Regions from separate parts of the Homo sapiens genome. Here region 1 is linked to region 2. A link is an interaction called in ENCODE POLR2A ChIA-PET data of the cell type or tissue named here. Cell type or tissue: B cell. All regions are shown on one strand. Each heading gives the region's core, and the rest is flanking DNA. Links, peaks and the distances in the headings are about the cores only.

Region 1 (7,947 bases), core at 1,697-5,696, 760 kb before region 2:
ATCTTCTGCATTTTGAAATGCAATGTGGAATGAAAAAAAAAAAAAGCATGCCTCAGAAGATCGCAGGCTGCCAGGTATCTTTTCCATACATATAAATGGGATGAAAGCCTTTGCAAAAATCAAGGGAAAGATAAATGTAGGCAGACAGCAGTTACCATCACTGTCATGGTCGCTGTGGGGGGCAGTGTTATTCAAATGATAAACAAACATAAAGTAAAAGCAGGATCAATAAGTACGTCACGAACCAAAAATTCTGAGTCATCAAATTCTGCATGCCTGAGGTCCACCAAAAAAAAGGAGCGTGGGCCGGGTGCGGTGGCTCACGCCTGTAATCCCAGTAGTCTGGGAGGCCGAAGTGGGCAGAACAAGAGGTCAGGAAATCAAGACCATCCTGGCTAACATGGTGAAACCCTGTCTCTACTAAAAACATAAAAAATTAGCTGGGCGCAGTGGCAGGCACCTGTAGTCCCAGCTACCCGGGAGGCTGAGGCAGGAGAATGGCGTGAACCCGGGAGGCGGAGCTTGCAGTGAGCCAAGATCGCGCCACTGCACTCCAGCCTGGGCGACAGAGTGAGACTCAGTCTCAAAATAAATAAATAAATAAATAAGTCGGGTGTGGTGGCGGGCACTTGTAATCTCAGCTACTTGGGAGGGTGAGGCAGGAGAATTGCTTGACCCGGGAGGCAGAGATTGCAGTGATCCGAGATGGCACCACTGAACTCCAGCCTGGGTGACAGAACCAGACTCCGTCTCAAAAAAGAAAAAAAAAAGGAGTGACCCGTGACCATCGGCCATCTCTGGACACAGATGAGCAATGAGCAGTGAAAGCCAGAGGCCAAGAGTGAGAACAGTTTAATATCAATTTTTGTAAAATATTATTAAAAAAAAAAAAAGGCCAGGCGCAGTGACTCACACCTATAATCCCAGCACTTTGGGAGGCCAAAGCGGGTGTATCACTTGAGGTCAAGAGATCAAGACCAGCCTAGCCAACATGGTGAAACCCTGTCTCTACTAAAAATACAAAAATTGGCCAGCTGTGTGGTGCGTGTCTATAATCCCAGCTACTCAGGAGGCTGAGGTGGGAAAATTGCCTGAACCTGGGAGGTGGAGGTTGCAGTGAGCCGATATCACGCCACTGCACTCCAGCCTAGGTGCTCTGTCTCGAAAAAAAATAATTAAATTAAAAGAAAAAAAGAAAACCAGACAGAACCTTCTCACTGCTCAGTCTCTGTCTTCCCTAGCCACTGTGAGAGGGGCCTGACTCCCCACGGGGGTGATGAACAAGCCCTCGGGAGACCAGAGGCATGGCCTTCCTGGATCACACAAATTGCCTGAATTGGTCTCCCTTGGGCCACCTGTCCCTGCCCTCTGCGGGAGAAAGGCCCAGACTGCAGGAGAATCTGCCCTCCCAACAGATGTGTGTGTTTGAGCGACTTAAGAACCTTCCTTCTTCTATGGGAGGATTTAGGGATCCTGGCATCTTTTTTTTTTTTTTTTCTTTTTGAGACAGAATCTCACTCTGTTGCCCAGGCTGGAGGCGTGATCTTGGCTCACTGCAACCTCCACTTCCCAGGTTGAAGCAATTCTCCTGCCTCAGCCTCCCGAGTAGCTGAGATTACAGGCTCCCGCCACCAGGCCCGGATAATTTTTGTATTTTTAGTAGAGATGGGGTTTCACCATGTTGGCCAGGCTGGTCTTGAACTCCTGACCTCAAGTGATCTGCCCACCTTGGCCTCCCGAAGTGCTGAGATTACAGGTGTGAGCCACTGCGCCCGGCCGGTGCTGGCTTTAGACAACAAACACTCCTTGGTAGCATAAACACAGGGGAAGATCCTAATGGTTGAATTTTTTTGTTGTTATTTAAAGTCAAGGTCTCGCTCTGTCGCCCACGGTGGAGTGCACTGCCAGCCTCAAACTCCTGGGCTCAAGAGATTCTCCCACCTTGCCCTCCAGAGTAGCTGGGACTACAGGCGTGTGCCACCACACCTGGCTAATTTTTAAAAATTTAAAAAATTTTATCAAGATGGGGGTCTTACTACATTGTTCAGGCTGGTTTCCAACTCCTGACCTCAAGTGATCCTCCCTCCTTGGCCTCCCAAAGTGCTGGGATGACAGGCGTGAGCCACTGCACCTGGCCAAACCATTTGTTTTTCATGGGATATTCCAGACATACGTGGTGTGCAGGGCAGGGCCTGCAGTATAGGTAGGAGCTGTGCTGTCTTAAAATCACCACCTTCTCCCAGACCCACATTTTCGGAAGGGGGCGTAAGGGGCAGGTGATCAGAAGCACCACAGGCAGTATCTGAGCTCAGTGCATGGCCCTTGGGGCTCTAGATATGGGAACCTTCTGCAACACTGAGACCTGCAGCCATGTTCTTTTTTTTTCTTTTCTTTTCTTTTTTTTTTTTTTTGAGACAGAGTCTCCCTCTGTTGCCCAGGCTGGAGTGCAGTGGCACGATCTTGGCTCACCATAACCTCCACCTCCCGGCTTCAAGTAATTCTCTGCCTCAGCCTCCCGAGTAGCTGGGATTACAGGCACCCGTCACCACACCTGGCTAATTCTTTTTTTGTATTTTTAGTAGAGACAGGGTTTCACCATCTTGGCCAGGCTGGTCTTGAACTCCTGACCTTGTGATCCACCCCCCACAGGCATGTTCTAAAGACAGTATCCAGCTGGGTGTGGCAGCTTACGCCTGTCATCCCAGCACTTTGGAAGGCCAAGGAGGGCTGATCACTTGAGGTCAGGAGTTCAAGACCAGCCTGGCCAACGTGGCGAAACCCCATCTCTACTAAAAATACAAAAAAATTAGCTGGGTTTGGTGGTGCGCGCCTGTAGTTGCAGCTACTTGGGAGGCTAAGGCAGGAGAATCGCTTGAACCGGGAAGGTGGAGGTTGCAGTGAGCCGAGATAATGCCACTGCCCTCCAGCCTGGGCAACAGAGTGAGACTCTGTCTCAAAAAAATCCAAATAAATAAAGGTGGAATCCGTGTCTCAGTGAGCATCTGCTGAAGGAGTAAATGGAAAGCTGAAATTGGCTAAAATGATTTAAGGAAAAAAGAGCTATCCAGGTATCCATCTGGAGCAACCACCTCTGGTAGATGCGGTGCTGGGCTTGGTCTGTCCGTGATGCCATCTAACCCTCAGGCCACCCTAAGGAAGGTTCTGCCATGCCCCTCTGCAGACGGGACACTGAGGCCTGGGGGGTAATGGAACATGCTCACTGTCACAGTTAGTGAGGGCAGAGCTGGGATGAGAGGATCAGGGCAGAACTGAGATCCCCTCACAATGATTCTTTTTTTTTTTTTTTTTTTTTTTGAGCCAGGCTGTTTCTCAATCTTTGGCCCCTAGGCTGGAGTGCATGATTACTGGCATGATTACTGCAGCCTCAACCTCCCAGGCTCAAGTGATCCTCCCACCTAAGCCTCCAGAATAGTTGGCACTACAGGCAGGAATCACCATGCCCAGCTACTTGTATATTTTTTTGTAGAGATGGGGGTCTCACTATGTTGCCCAGGCTGGTCTCGAGCTTCTAAGCCCAAGCAACTCCATCACTTCAGCCTCCCAAAATGCTGAGTGTGAGCCATTGTCCCCAACCCCCTGACAGTGACTCTTGAAAGGGGCTCAACTTTTACTTCTGTGGGAGCCCCGAGGACCAGAACCAGACCTGCCCTGAGAAGGGGCTAGACCTCCCATATTTCAGAGCCTCACTGGCCCACCCTGCATAGAGAGAGGAGTGGCACAGTCTAGAGTGGTTCTTTTTTATTGAGACAGGGTCTCACTCTGTCACCCAGGATGGAGTGCTGTGGCTCAATCTCAGCTCACTGCAATCTCCACCTCTTGGGTTCAAATGATTCTTATGTCTCAGCCTCCTGAGTAGCTGGGATTACAGGTGTGCACCATCACACCCAGCTAATTTTTGTATTTTTAGTAGAGATGGGGTTTCTACTAACCCCATTGGCCAGGCTGGTCTTGAACTCCTGACCTCAGGTGATCTGACTGCCTCGGCCTCCCAAAGGGCTGGGATTACAGGTGTGAGCCACTGTGCCCAAGTGGCTCTTAAATCAGACTTCTGAGTCCAAAGCTAGCTTCTTTGACTAAGTCATACAGATGGCTTTGGGCAGGTTCCTCACCCTCTGGGGCCTCGGTTTCCTTATCTGAGACATGGGGGAGGTCACATACCCACCTGAGTTGATAATGCATCCAAAGGGCATGGCGGTGGGCCTGGCCCATAGGAACCTGAGTCAAGGGGAGCCTCACTGTCATCTTCATCAACAGCAGTGAGAGGAGCAGGAAGGGAGGTGTTGGCTCCTGGGTCCCTGGGGCCCTTCCTCCAGGGACCCACCATCAGAGGGTGCCCTCCCAAAGGTGGGGAGATGGCAGCTGGCCTGTTGTTCTGTATCACCCAGCATTTCAACTCTCCCAGGCAACCATGGTTGGCAGGTCCCAATTTCTACTGAGAGCACCCCATGTAGGTCACATGGCGAGGGTCCCACACCCCAGCCTCACCACTTCCAACGAGCCAAACGCTTCCCATTTCCAGCCCGACGATGGTACTAACTTCCCTGCCCCTCCTTGGAGATCCCCAACCCCAAATAACCTCTCCTGATCTCCAGGGTCTCTTGGTGACAATACCTGCCTGCCTGCCTTAGCTAAGGGGGTCAGTTGCTTCTATCAGTCTCAATGCCCCAGAAACTGAGCGAAAACCCAAGTATTCATGGCCTACTGAACGCAAAGTCTGAGTCTGACCCTGGTATTCTATTCCTTGGTTTTTAGAATGCCCCCAGACAAAGATGAGGGCTGAAGGCTCAGAAAGGCCGGGTCAGGCCAGGTGAGGTGGCTCACGTCTGAAATCACAGCACTTTTGGAGGCCGAGGCAGGATCGTTTGAGGCCAGGAGTTTGAGGCCAGCCTGGGCAACAAAGTGAAACCCTGTCTCTACAAAATATTGTAAAAATTAGCCAGGTGTGGTGGCACACACCTGCGGCCCCAGCTATTCAGGAGGCTGAGGCGGGAGGAACCCTTGAGTCCAGGAGCTGCAGTGAGCTATGATTTTGCCACTGAACTCTGGCCTGGGTGACCGAGCGAGACCCTGTCTTCAAAAGAAAACAAGAAAGGTAGGGTGACCTGCCTGGGAATATGTGGTAGGAACAGCAGAGTGGAGAGAGAGCGCTTGATAAGGTGTCTTGTTGGGAGACATTCCCCACACCATGGTGCCATGGGAATCACATAAGCAGGTCAAGTGTGCCTCACTCAAGCACTCAAGAACCAAGCTTGCAGAGGGGGTCAGGGCAGGAGATGCACACGACTCACAGCCAACCCCACACTCTGGACCTGGGGCACCTGCTAAGCACTTTCTCTGTAAGATCTCACTTCAACCTCCCGTGAACAGCCCTATAACGTGGGTGCTATCACCTTCTTCATTCTTCTACAGAAACTGACAAACGCAGTTAAACCAGGCTAATTTGGACTGACGGGCTGGGTGGGGACGTCATCAGAGAGAAGCTGCAGGAGGGAAATTGTAGACTAGAACAAAGTCTGAAGAGGGTGGAGAAAAGCACAGATTAAAAAAAAAAGAAGAAGAAAGAAATGTGGCCGGGCATAGTGGCTCACGCCTGTAATCCCAGCACTTTGGGAGGCTGAGGCAGGTTGATCACCCAAGGTCAGGAGTTTGAGACCAGCCTGGCCAACATGGCGAAACCCTGTCTCTACTAAAAACGCCAAAATTAGCTGAGTGTGGTGGTGCACACCTGTAATCCCAGCTACTCGGGAGGCTGAGGCAGGAGAATCGCTCAAACCCAGGAGTCAAGAGTTTGCAGTGAGCTGAGATTGCGCCACTGCACTCCAGCCTGGGCGGCAGGGTGAGACTCTGTCCCCGCCACCAAAAAAAAAAAAAAAAAAAAATGCGTTTTACTGCCTGCAAGCTCGAGTTCTCCCTCCAGCACCCTACCCACCAGGGCTCCTCAGAGGCCTGGCTTGAGGAATGGATACGGTAGCCTTGTCATCTGCAGGTGACACCAGGCCTGCAGCTTGTTCTCTGAGGTGTCACCCCCTTATTCTTTTTTTTTTTGAGACAGAGTCTCACTCTGTTGCCCAGGCTGGAGTGCAGTGGTGTGATCTCTGCTCACTGCAACCTCCGCTTCCCGGGTTCAAGCAATTCTCCTGCCTCAGCCTCCCGAGTAGCTGGGACTACAGGCATGCACCACCACACCCGGCTAATTTTGTATTTTTAGTAGAGACAGGGTTTTACCATATTAGCCAGGCTGGTCTTGAACTCCTGACTTTGTGATCCGCCTGCCTCAGCCTCCCAAAGTGCTGGGATTACAGGCGTGAGCCACCACGCCCAGCCCATACACCCCCTCATTCTTGACTGTGCTGCTCTAGTGGACGAAACAGCCCCAAAGCATTGCTCAGTTGGGAGGGGGTGGAGGGAGTCCAGCCTGGGTGTGTGCAAAGGAGTCACCCAGGAAATTCACCGCGAGATCTGCCCTTACAGATGCACTCGCCTGGGGCCAAGCCCTGGGTGGCTGGGGCAGGTTACCCAGAGGCCCAGGGGCCAAATGCAGGAGCAAGTTCCCATCAGGAAAGGGGAAGAGTGAAGCAGAGATCCAGCTCCTGCATGCAGGGGAGTGGGCACGGGCAACCCCTTACCCCAGGGTCGTTCCCCAGCCTCACCTCTAAGGCAATGAAGGAGGGTAGAGTCTGAGGGCGCCCCTGACACCTCCACCTGTCCCCATCCCCTATCAGCGTTCCACATTCCAGTGCAGGCCCAAAATTCTAACCCCAAAGAAGAAGTGTGGTGGGGTACGCTTCTTCCCACTTTTTTTTTTTTTTCTTGAGACTGGGTCTCACTTTGTCAACCAGGCTAGAGTGCAATGGTGTGAGCATAGCTCACTGCAGCCTCCAACTCCTGGGCTCCAGTGATCCTCCTGTCTCAGCCTCCAGAGTAGCTGGGGCTACAGGTGTGCACTACCACGTCTGGCTAATTTTTAAAATTTCTTGTAGAGACGGGGTCTGGCTATGTTGCCCCAAATGGTCTTGAATTCCTGGCCTCAAGCGATCCTCTTGCCTCCACCTCCCAAAGTGCTGGGATTATAGGCGTGAGCCACCGCACCGGGCCTTGATTTCACATTTGAACTCTCCCACATTAAAAAAAAAAAATTATTAAAAAAAAAATAGGCCCGGCATGGTAGCTCATACTTGTAATCCCAGCACTTTAGGAGGCCAAGGTAGGAGAATTGTCTGAGCCCAGGAGTTCAAGACCAGCCTGGGGAACATGGTAAAACCCCAACAGGATGGATTTGATTCCTATACAAATTGAAGCTGCCCTGCCAAGGAGGGCCTGCCTGGAGGGGATGAGACCTTCGTCCTGAGGCCTCAGGGTCAGGGGATCAGGAGTCGGGGAGCTAGAATAGAAGCAGACAGCCTGGGCACGGTGGCTCACGCCTGTAATCCCAGCACTTTGGGAGGCCGAGGCGGGTGGATCACCTGAGGTTAGGAGTTCGAGACCAGCCTGGCCAACATGGTGAAACCCTGACTCTACTGAAAATATAAAAATTAGCCAGGCATGGTGGTGTACCCCTGTAGTCCCAGGGAGGACTGAGGCAGGAGAATCACTTGAACACGGGAGGCGGAGGTTGCAGTGAGCCAAGATTGCGCCATTGCACTCCAGCAGCCGGGATGACAGAGCAAGACTCTGTCTCAAAAAAAAAGAAAAAGAGGACAAGACATGGCGGTCAGCGTGCAGAGGAGGTGCGACTGGAGAAAGACTGGGGGTCACGTGGGCAGGACCTGGGTGGGCTGGGTGGGAAGGGGGCTGGATGTGGTGCTGTGCACCAGGGAGGGGACACAGAAGCAGGGGGCAGTCTGGGAGGAAGACTTGCAAGCACCATATGGGGACACAGTAGACACCCAGAGTGTCCAGGCACCCTGCAGGCAGAGCTGGTGTGCA
Region 2 (7,947 bases), core at 1,989-5,988:
TTATTTATTGAGACGGAGTCTCGCTCTGTCACCCAGGGTTGAGTGCATGTGATCTTAACTCACCGCAACCTCCGCCTTCAGGGTTCAAATGATTCTCCTGCCTCAGCCTCCCAACTAACTGGGACTACAGGCACCCACCACCATGCCTGGCTAATTTTTTGTGTTTTTAGTAGAGATGAAGTTTCACCATGTTGGCCAGGCTGGTCTCGAACTCGTGACCTCAGGTGATCTGCCTGCCTCGGCCTCCCAAAGTGCCGGGATTACAGGCGTGAGCCACCGTGCCCGGCCGTGTGTGCGATGTCTTCTCTGAGAGGTGGGCACCAAGTGAGGAACTAAGTTCTGGGAGGTTGTCACTTGGTCCAAGGTCGCAGCCAGGAGGATGCAGTGGAGTTGGGAGACCCACCCGGTGCCCACTTCTTTGCCCCTGAAGTCACCAGAATTCCCTGCCTGACGCCCCTGGCCAGAACAGAGGAACAGAGTCGCCAAGCTGCCCTCTTGGAGCACCCATGGGTGCACCCTGTAGCCCCCACCATGGCCCCTCCACCCACACTCTCGGCTGTTCCCTTGGATTGGGGGTCCTGCAGCTTGGCAAGACCTCCAATCCTTGGCCCACGGCAGCTGGAGAGCAGGGGCTGTACCTTTCTTCTTGGTCTGCCCTAGGCTTCTGTGGCTGCCACCTCCCCATTCACGTAATCCGGTTCCCCGTCCTCCTCGTCTGGGCTTCCCACCGGGCCAGGGGATGCTTCTCTCTGGAGTTGCCCTGTGGACCAGCGGGCAGACAGGTCATCGAGTGGTTCACATGGAGACACCCATGACTGCTCCCCCAGACTCAGACCCCCAGACTCCACAAAACAGCCCGCGGGAAATGCCACGCCCGACAGGTCCTGGCGGTGTGTGTCTGTCCTGTCTCTGGGATTTGCCGGAGATCGTCCTGCTGTGAGAGCAGGTGAATGCGTTACTCCATGCATGCAGCTGGATGGGGCGGCCTGCCCGGGAGGACCTGACCCCACCCTGGAGGCTGGGCGGCTGCCAAGGGCCGTCCTGTGTGGTTCAAGGTCTCTGCAGCTGCTCCTGCACCCAGGCATCACTGCGGGGTTAGCTGGACTGGCTGGAGGGAAGCCCACTTTCAGCCTGCCCTTCCAGGCCAGTCCCTCAAGCCTGCCCTAAGTGGACCACCCTGCCTCTTCTCCCGGCCACCTACCCATGACCTTCCTGGACTCGCGCCACTGATGGATGGATGCTGAGTTCTGATAATCCTCAGATTCCTCATCTTCTTCCGGGGAGGCAGAGGGACAGAGACCAGAAGTGGGGCCAGTCTTCAGGGCCAGTGACAGGCTGAGGTCCCCTCTGCAGAGGCCACCTATGCCCTCCTGCTGGGCACCTGCAGAGAGGGAGAATAGGCCCCCCTTGGCTCAGTCCCACAGAGGCACCAGGAGCCAATAGAGCTGCCTCCGAGGATAGTAGGGGCAAGGCTCTACCGAAAGGTACCTGGGGATCCGAGAGCCTTCAGGCTTCAAAGTGGGGGCGGCCTTTGAGCAGTGGGGAGTGCAGGGGCACCTGGCCAAGGAGGCCTGCTGCTCCCAGCCCCAGCCTGCCTCTGGCTGGGCAGCCTCACCTGTCTCTGTGGTTTTCTGCTTGCAAATGAGCACATTCTCGTAGGAATTGGCATCATCATCTGCAGGAGAGAGAGGAGTGGGCACGGGGGTGTGGGCAGACCCTGCAAAGCCTGGCTCATCCTCCCGCTCTGTCCTGCCTTCCCTTTGCAGGGGACCTCTTCCGCCAAGCCCTAGCCCTCTGGGTCCCCCGGGACCTCAAGCCTTCTTCTGGATGAGCTTCCTAATGGGTGCTGGCCTGGTGCCCCTGCATGCTCTTCCCTGAGCCCTGAGCTCCTCTGTCTTCTTTGTTTCTTGTTGAGACGGTCTTGCTCTGTCACCCAGGCTGGAGAGCACTGGCAAAGTCAGCTCACTGTAGCCTCCAACTCCCGGCTCAAACGATCTTCCTACCCCGCAGCCTCCTGAGTAGCTGGAACTACAGGCATGCACCACCACGCCCAGCTAACTTTTAAAATTGTTTGTAGAGAGGATCTCGCTGTGTTGCCCAGGCTGGTCTTGAACCCCTAAGCTTAGGCAATCTTCCCAAAATGTTGGGATTACAGGCGTGAGTCACTGTGTCCAGCCTCTGTCTTCTGAGATCCCCTCCATATGCACTCTGGAGGGGGTACTCTGCGGGGGCTGCAATTCAGGCCCATGCCGGGTGGCTGGAGAGAGGGAGGGAGGCAGGGGCAGCCTCAGGGGTTCATCTCTATAATCAGGAGCTCTCCCTAGAGCCACTGCCGGGAAGGGGCTGGACTCTTCCAGATAGGGCAGGGCAGGCTGAGGATGCTTTGCTCGGGGACCCAGGCTGAGTATGGCACCTCAGCGCCTGGCACCCCATCTTGGCCTTGTAATGGGGAAGCTGGGCTCTGACTGATGCCCCACCCAAAATCCATCAGTGATGTTGGGGGTCCTAAGAAATGAGCACTGCCAGCCTGGCGGGGTGGCTCATGCCTGTAATCCCAGCACTTTGGGAGGCCAAGGCGGGCGGATCACCTGAGGTCAGGAGTTCAAGACCAGCCTGGCCAATATGGTGAAACCCTGTCTCTACTAAAAATACAAAAAATTAGCCAGGCGTGGTGGCAGGCGCCTGTAATCTCAGCTACTCGGGAGGCTGAGGCAGGAAAATCGCTTGAACCCGGGAGGCGGAGGTTGCAGTGAACCAAGATCGTGACATTGTACTCAACCTGGGTGACAGAGCAAGGCTGTGTCTCAAAAAAAAAATGGAGGTGGCAGTGGTGGGGGGCAGAAGAGGACCCCCCAACACCATGGTCCTACCCAGTATGGTCCAGGCAGGAGCCAGGTCATGGAGCTGGATTCAAACCGCAGGCCCATGCACCTCTCAGCAGGCACTGCCCACCCTGAGTCCTCAGTTGCCCTTTTTTGGGGGGATTTTTTTTTTTTTTGAGATGGAGTCTCACTCTGTTGCCCAGGCTGGAGTGCAATGGTGCGATCTTGGCTCACTGCAGCCTCCGCCTCCCGGGTTCAAGCAATTCTCCTGTCTCAGCCTCCCAAGTAGCTGGGATTACAGGCATGTGCCACCATGCCTGGCTAATTTTTTTTTTTTTTTTTTTTTGTATTTTTGTAGAGATGGGGTTTCACCATGTTGGCCACACTGGTCTTGAACTCCTGACCTCAGGTGATCCACCCACCTTAGCCTCCCAAAGTGCTGGGATTACAGGGGTGAGCCACCACACCCGGCCTCTCAGTTGCCCTTCCTATAAAGCAAAGGCATTCAGCGACCAGGTTTCTGGTGGCCTCAGAGCCTGCAGGGATCACCATCCCAGGTACCTTCTGGGGTCAGGAGAAGATGCTCAGTCCTCGTTGACAAGGACCTGGCCTCCCCCCACCTCCCCAAGCCAGCCCTCTAGTTCCCTGCCCTGTGGCCCACTCCTCTCTCCCACGCCCTGTGCCCACAGCTCTCCCACGCTGACCCGCCCGCCCCCTATCCCTTCTTGGCCCCCGCCTGCAGCACCAGCCTCCTTCTGTCCACCCAACCGGCTCTGCCGATTTACCCGAACCCAGGCCCAGCCTCCTCTCCTGCCTGGAGGTATGGCTTCTGCCCTGAGCTCCCACACCACTTCCTCCACCTCCGGCTTTGTCCTTCGCCTCACCTTCTGGGGGCTTCGAGAACCGCCCCCAGTTGTAATACTCCATGGCAATGGGGTCTCTGGCCAAGAAAACATATACAACACAGGTTTCAGGGCAGGCTGGAGATCGGGTTGGGGGCTCCATAAGGGGGCGGTGAGGCCAGGGCTGCTCCCACCATTGCTCCTCTTGGGGGCCATGGGGGTCTGCCAGGATCTCCTCTCTGATTCCCCCACCCCCACTTCCTGGGACCCCTGAGCCACCAGGGGCTGGAGCCACTTTTTTTTTTTTTTTTTTTTTTTTTTTTTGAGACAGAGTCTCTGTCACCCAGGCTGGAGTACAGTGGCATGATCTCGGCTCACTGCAACCTCAGCCTCCCAGGTTCAAGCGATTCTCCTGCATCAGCCTCCCGAGTAGCTGGGATTACAGGCACGCACCACCATGCCTGGCTAATTTTTTATTTTTAGTAGAGATGAGGTTTCACCATGTTGGCGAGGCTGGTCTTGAACTCCTGGCCTCAGGTGATCTGCCTGCCTTGGCCTCCCAAAGTCCTGGGATTACAGGCATGAGCCACCGCACCTGGTGAGCCACCTTGCTATGTGACCTTAGGCCATTCCCCATCGTTTGCCCATCTGTGAGATGATGCAACACCCCCGAGGGATTCTGGGTGTCCTGTAGCTTGTCTTTGACTGGGTGATGCTGAATGAGTCTCTATCCCCCGCCCCTGACACTCTGTGTCCCAGAGCAGGGCAAAGTCCAGTCCCCCAAACCCAGGGTTACCTAAGAGACAACAGTGTCGCCCAATGCCTGCCTGCCAGGAGAAGGAGGGGAACCTGGATGCCTCGTTCTAGTGCAAGAGGTGGTTCCTGGACCAGGAAGCCCAGGGCTGTGGCAGGCAGGTGGGGCAGGGGGAGAGGTGGGGCAGGGGGAGAGGTGGGGCAGGGGGAGAGGCGAGGCAGGGGGGACAGGATCAAGGTCACTCACATGTAGGCTTCCTCCGACCCGTGTCTGCTTCCTGCGGGAGGAGGCGAGAATTGGGCCTGAGCCCCTGGGTGTGGCCCCCACCATGGCCTCCCCCTTTCTCCAGGAGCCTACCTACCTTTGCTGAAGTTCTGGTACCTGGAAGATGCTGGATCTGGAAGAAAGACCCAGCTAATTGCTTTCTCCCCTGGCCCCTGCTTTGCACCCAGCTCGGGTGCTGCAGCCCAAGGCAGGGCCAGCTATTTCCCGTGTCTGAGCCTTTGCAGTGCTCCCTGTCCCCTCAGTGGGGCATGTGCGAGTGTGCACCCTCCCCCTGCCAGGCCGATTCCAGGAGCCTGCCCTGCCCCAGCCTGTGTGTCTCTCCTGGGGAGGCCTCGCCTGGCCCCGCAGCCCCCACTGCACGACGCCTGTCCCATGGGGTTTTCGCCTGTCTTAGTCCCAGCTTGGCTAGGCCTGTCCCTGTCCCTGCCCTGTGCCACTCACCCTCCAGGCTGGGGTAGAATTGCAACAGCTTGTCCTTCCTGCAGGGAGGGGGAAGGAGGGAGTTAAAGGAGGGGCTGTAGGGGAGAGGCCCCCCAGGACACATCCCCCCATACCCCTTGTGGGGCCTTCATAGCTGAGCCCTGGAGCTCTGGGACTCGGGGAGGGAGGGAGGTCTTGACCTGGGCTCACCAGGTGAGGACCTCCAGGACTTTCATTCTTGTCACTTCCTGGGGGACTGTGACCTACCTTGTGGGTGCCATGTCCGCCAGGGGTCCTGGCCATGCCTGCCCGACCACTACAAAGGGCAAGAAGTGGGGTGTTGGCTGGGCCCCCAGCTAGCCCAGCCCCCTCACCCCATCATCCCCCCACATCAGGCCTGGCCACGGTCTCAGGTCAATGGGGACCGAGATAACTTGATAGGGACACCCCCAACCCAGAGCCCAACCCGGGGACACTTGGAGACTCACAGGAGTAGGTCCGGGACCCCGTAAAGCTCTGTTGGTCCTCACGCCTGGAAATGCATGGGCTGTGCTGAGCCTGGGCCTGGACTCCCACAGCCCAAGAACACAGGGACAGGAGGGAGGGACAGGCAGGGATGAGGAGGGAAAGCAGAGGGACGGACTGGGGCGACAGTGGGGAGGAACTGCTGCCCTTTCAGGCCTCATTCTCACGGCTCCCCATGCTATCCCCATTCTCTGGCCCCTCCGTGCACTGGGTGCCCAACCCTCACACAGGGCCCTGGGCTGGAGCCCGGCTCTCAGCCAGACCCATCCCTGACATGGCCTCAACAGGGCCACATCCTGCCGGTGGGTCCCAGGCCCCTGGAGACGGGTCAGGAGGGGTCTGTGGACAGGGCTGTGGAGGTAGCCCTGAGATTCTGGGGCATGAGGGTGAATGAAGGCAGGTGCTCAGGGACCCAGCAATGACTTGGGGTAAATTATTTCAGCCAGGAGTGACGATGAGGCTGCCTCCCACCTGCTGGTCCCAGGGAGCGTTTGCAATTCCTTAAAAAAGCACACACTCACCCCGTCTCTACTAAAAATACAAAAAATTAGCCGGGCGCGGTGGCGGGCGCCTGTAGTCCCAGCTACTCGGGAGGCTGAGGCAGGAGAATGGCGTGAACCCGGGAAGCGGAGCTTGCAGTGAGCCGAGATTGCACCACTGCAGTCCGCAGTCTGGCCTGGGCGACAGAGCGAGACTCCGTCTCAAAAAAAAAAAAAAAAAAAAAAAAAAAAAAAAAAAAAAGCACACACTCTAGACCCGGCATGGTGGCTCACACCTGTAATCCCAGGGCTTTGGGAGGCCAAGGCAGGCGAATCACCTGAGGTTGGGAGTTCAAGACCAGCCTGACCAACATGGAGAAAACCCCGTCTCTACTAAAAATACAAAAATTAGCTGGGCATGGTGGCGCATGCCTGTAATCCCAGCTACTCGGGAGGCTGAGACAGGAGAATCGCTTGAAGCCAGGAGGCAGAGGTTGCAGTGAGCCAAGATCATTCTACTGCACTCCAGCCTGAACAAAAGTAAATGTGGCTCCATCTCTAAATAAATAAAGAAATAAATAATAGACTATTCCTAGCCTTCCTTGCACCAAAGTGTGGCCATGGATTAAGCTCTGGTCTATGAGATTCAAGCCAAGGTTGTTGATATTTCCAATAAATCTTTTTAAACGGGGGCACTGGCAACTGGGAGACACCCTTTGTATCCTTGTTCATTCTTTCTTCCTGCTGCTGGGAATGCAGAGATGAGGGCCGGCACCCCAGCTGCCATCTTGGACCATGAGGTGCTCTTGAAAATGGAAGCTGCCATTACAGATAATGGAGTGGATTAGCTCATTATTAAAGCAGGTTTGGGGGCTCCTCCTCTGAACCAGAATGGGTACCTGGCCCAGCCTTCCAAGCTCCTTGAAGACTGGGGCTCAGGGTGACCTGATTTAGGAGAGATACCCTAAATCCACAGGAGAGAGTCAGTCAGACGTGGCTTCCTGGGAGAAGCAACAGAGGAACGGAGCCTGTGCTCACAGCAGTCGCTTCATGCAGGCTGGTGGGACTGAGCCCAACCGAGGTGACAGATGGAGAGGCAGGCACAGGCATTCCAGGGAGAAGACCAAACAGCTCCCCTCCACCTCCCACATGGGGACGCTGAGTCTGGCCCTGACCATCTATGGCTCTAAGATCAATCAGGGGGCTGGGGGTGGGCAGGGCCTGAGGGGAGAGGGGAAGTGTCCGAGGAGTCAAGGGCATGGGGGGCATCGGGGGAGGTTGCAGGCGGCCAGAAAGCCACGTGGCCAGAAAGACCCAGAAAGGTCTAACCCTGGCCCACGATGAGCAAGGATGGGAAGATTCTATTTTCAAATCTCACTGTGGTTTTTCAGTTGCAAAAGGAAATGAGGAAGGATGTGTGTGCGGGTGTGCGTGTGTGGGTCATGAGTGACTGCTCGGGGGTGCACATGGACCTCCAAGGTTTCCTGGGCCCACAGCCATTCTCTTAATCAAAGGACACCTGTGGCCACTGCCCATGTGCCTGGGTTGTTCTGGGTTTCAGCCCCAGTCTGCAGTGTCGAACCCACTGCCCTTCCCTGGGTCTTTCTCACAGTCCTTCCCTGGTCCCCCGAGGGACTTGCCCACATCCTCCCCTGAGCTCCGGCAGTTTTTTCCAGGGGAGTCTCCGACAACGTTCACATTTCACCCTGTGCCGGGTTCTCTGTCTCTTGCATTGCAAGGGGAGAGCGGACTAGCCCCTGGGGATTGGGGTCAAAGGGAGGCTGAGGACACAGGTGCCTGGTGGACCTCTATTTTTTTTT

The links. Peaks named below come from ENCODE experiments on the same cell type or tissue, not always from the same donor. Only the 100,000 strongest peaks of a DNase experiment are listed, where the experiment ranks them.
Region 1: POLR2A ChIA-PET joins it to region 2 with 7 read pairs; 2 of 35 experiments call an interaction of 5 or more read pairs at or near these places.

The regions. Positions count from the first base shown.
Region 1 is chr7:74,980,954-74,988,900 of GRCh38, reverse strand. All of the region lies in intron 1 of CASTOR2 (cytosolic arginine sensor for mTORC1 subunit 2), which reads right to left. Among named protein-coding and RNA genes, the nearest start is that of CASTOR2, 20 kb to the right of the region's middle. In B cell, for the core only: no CTCF peak of the experiment used is centred there; no DNase peak of the experiment used is centred there.
Region 2 is chr7:74,217,452-74,225,398 of GRCh38, reverse strand. LAT2 (linker for activation of T cells family member 2) reads right to left here. Exons shown (of 14, transcript NM_032464.3): 5 at 5,612-5,655; 6 at 5,391-5,439; 7 at 5,145-5,182; 8 at 4,780-4,815; 9 at 4,665-4,695; 10 at 3,707-3,762; 11 at 1,616-1,675; 12 at 1,202-1,381; 13 at 639-760. The coding sequence ends at 657. Among named protein-coding and RNA genes, the nearest start is that of LAT2, 11 kb to the right of the region's middle. RefSeq lists enhancers at 1,645-1,694, 4,462-5,310, 7,940-7,947. In B cell, for the core only: no CTCF peak of the experiment used is centred there; no DNase peak of the experiment used is centred there; H3K27ac peaks cover 1,484 bases.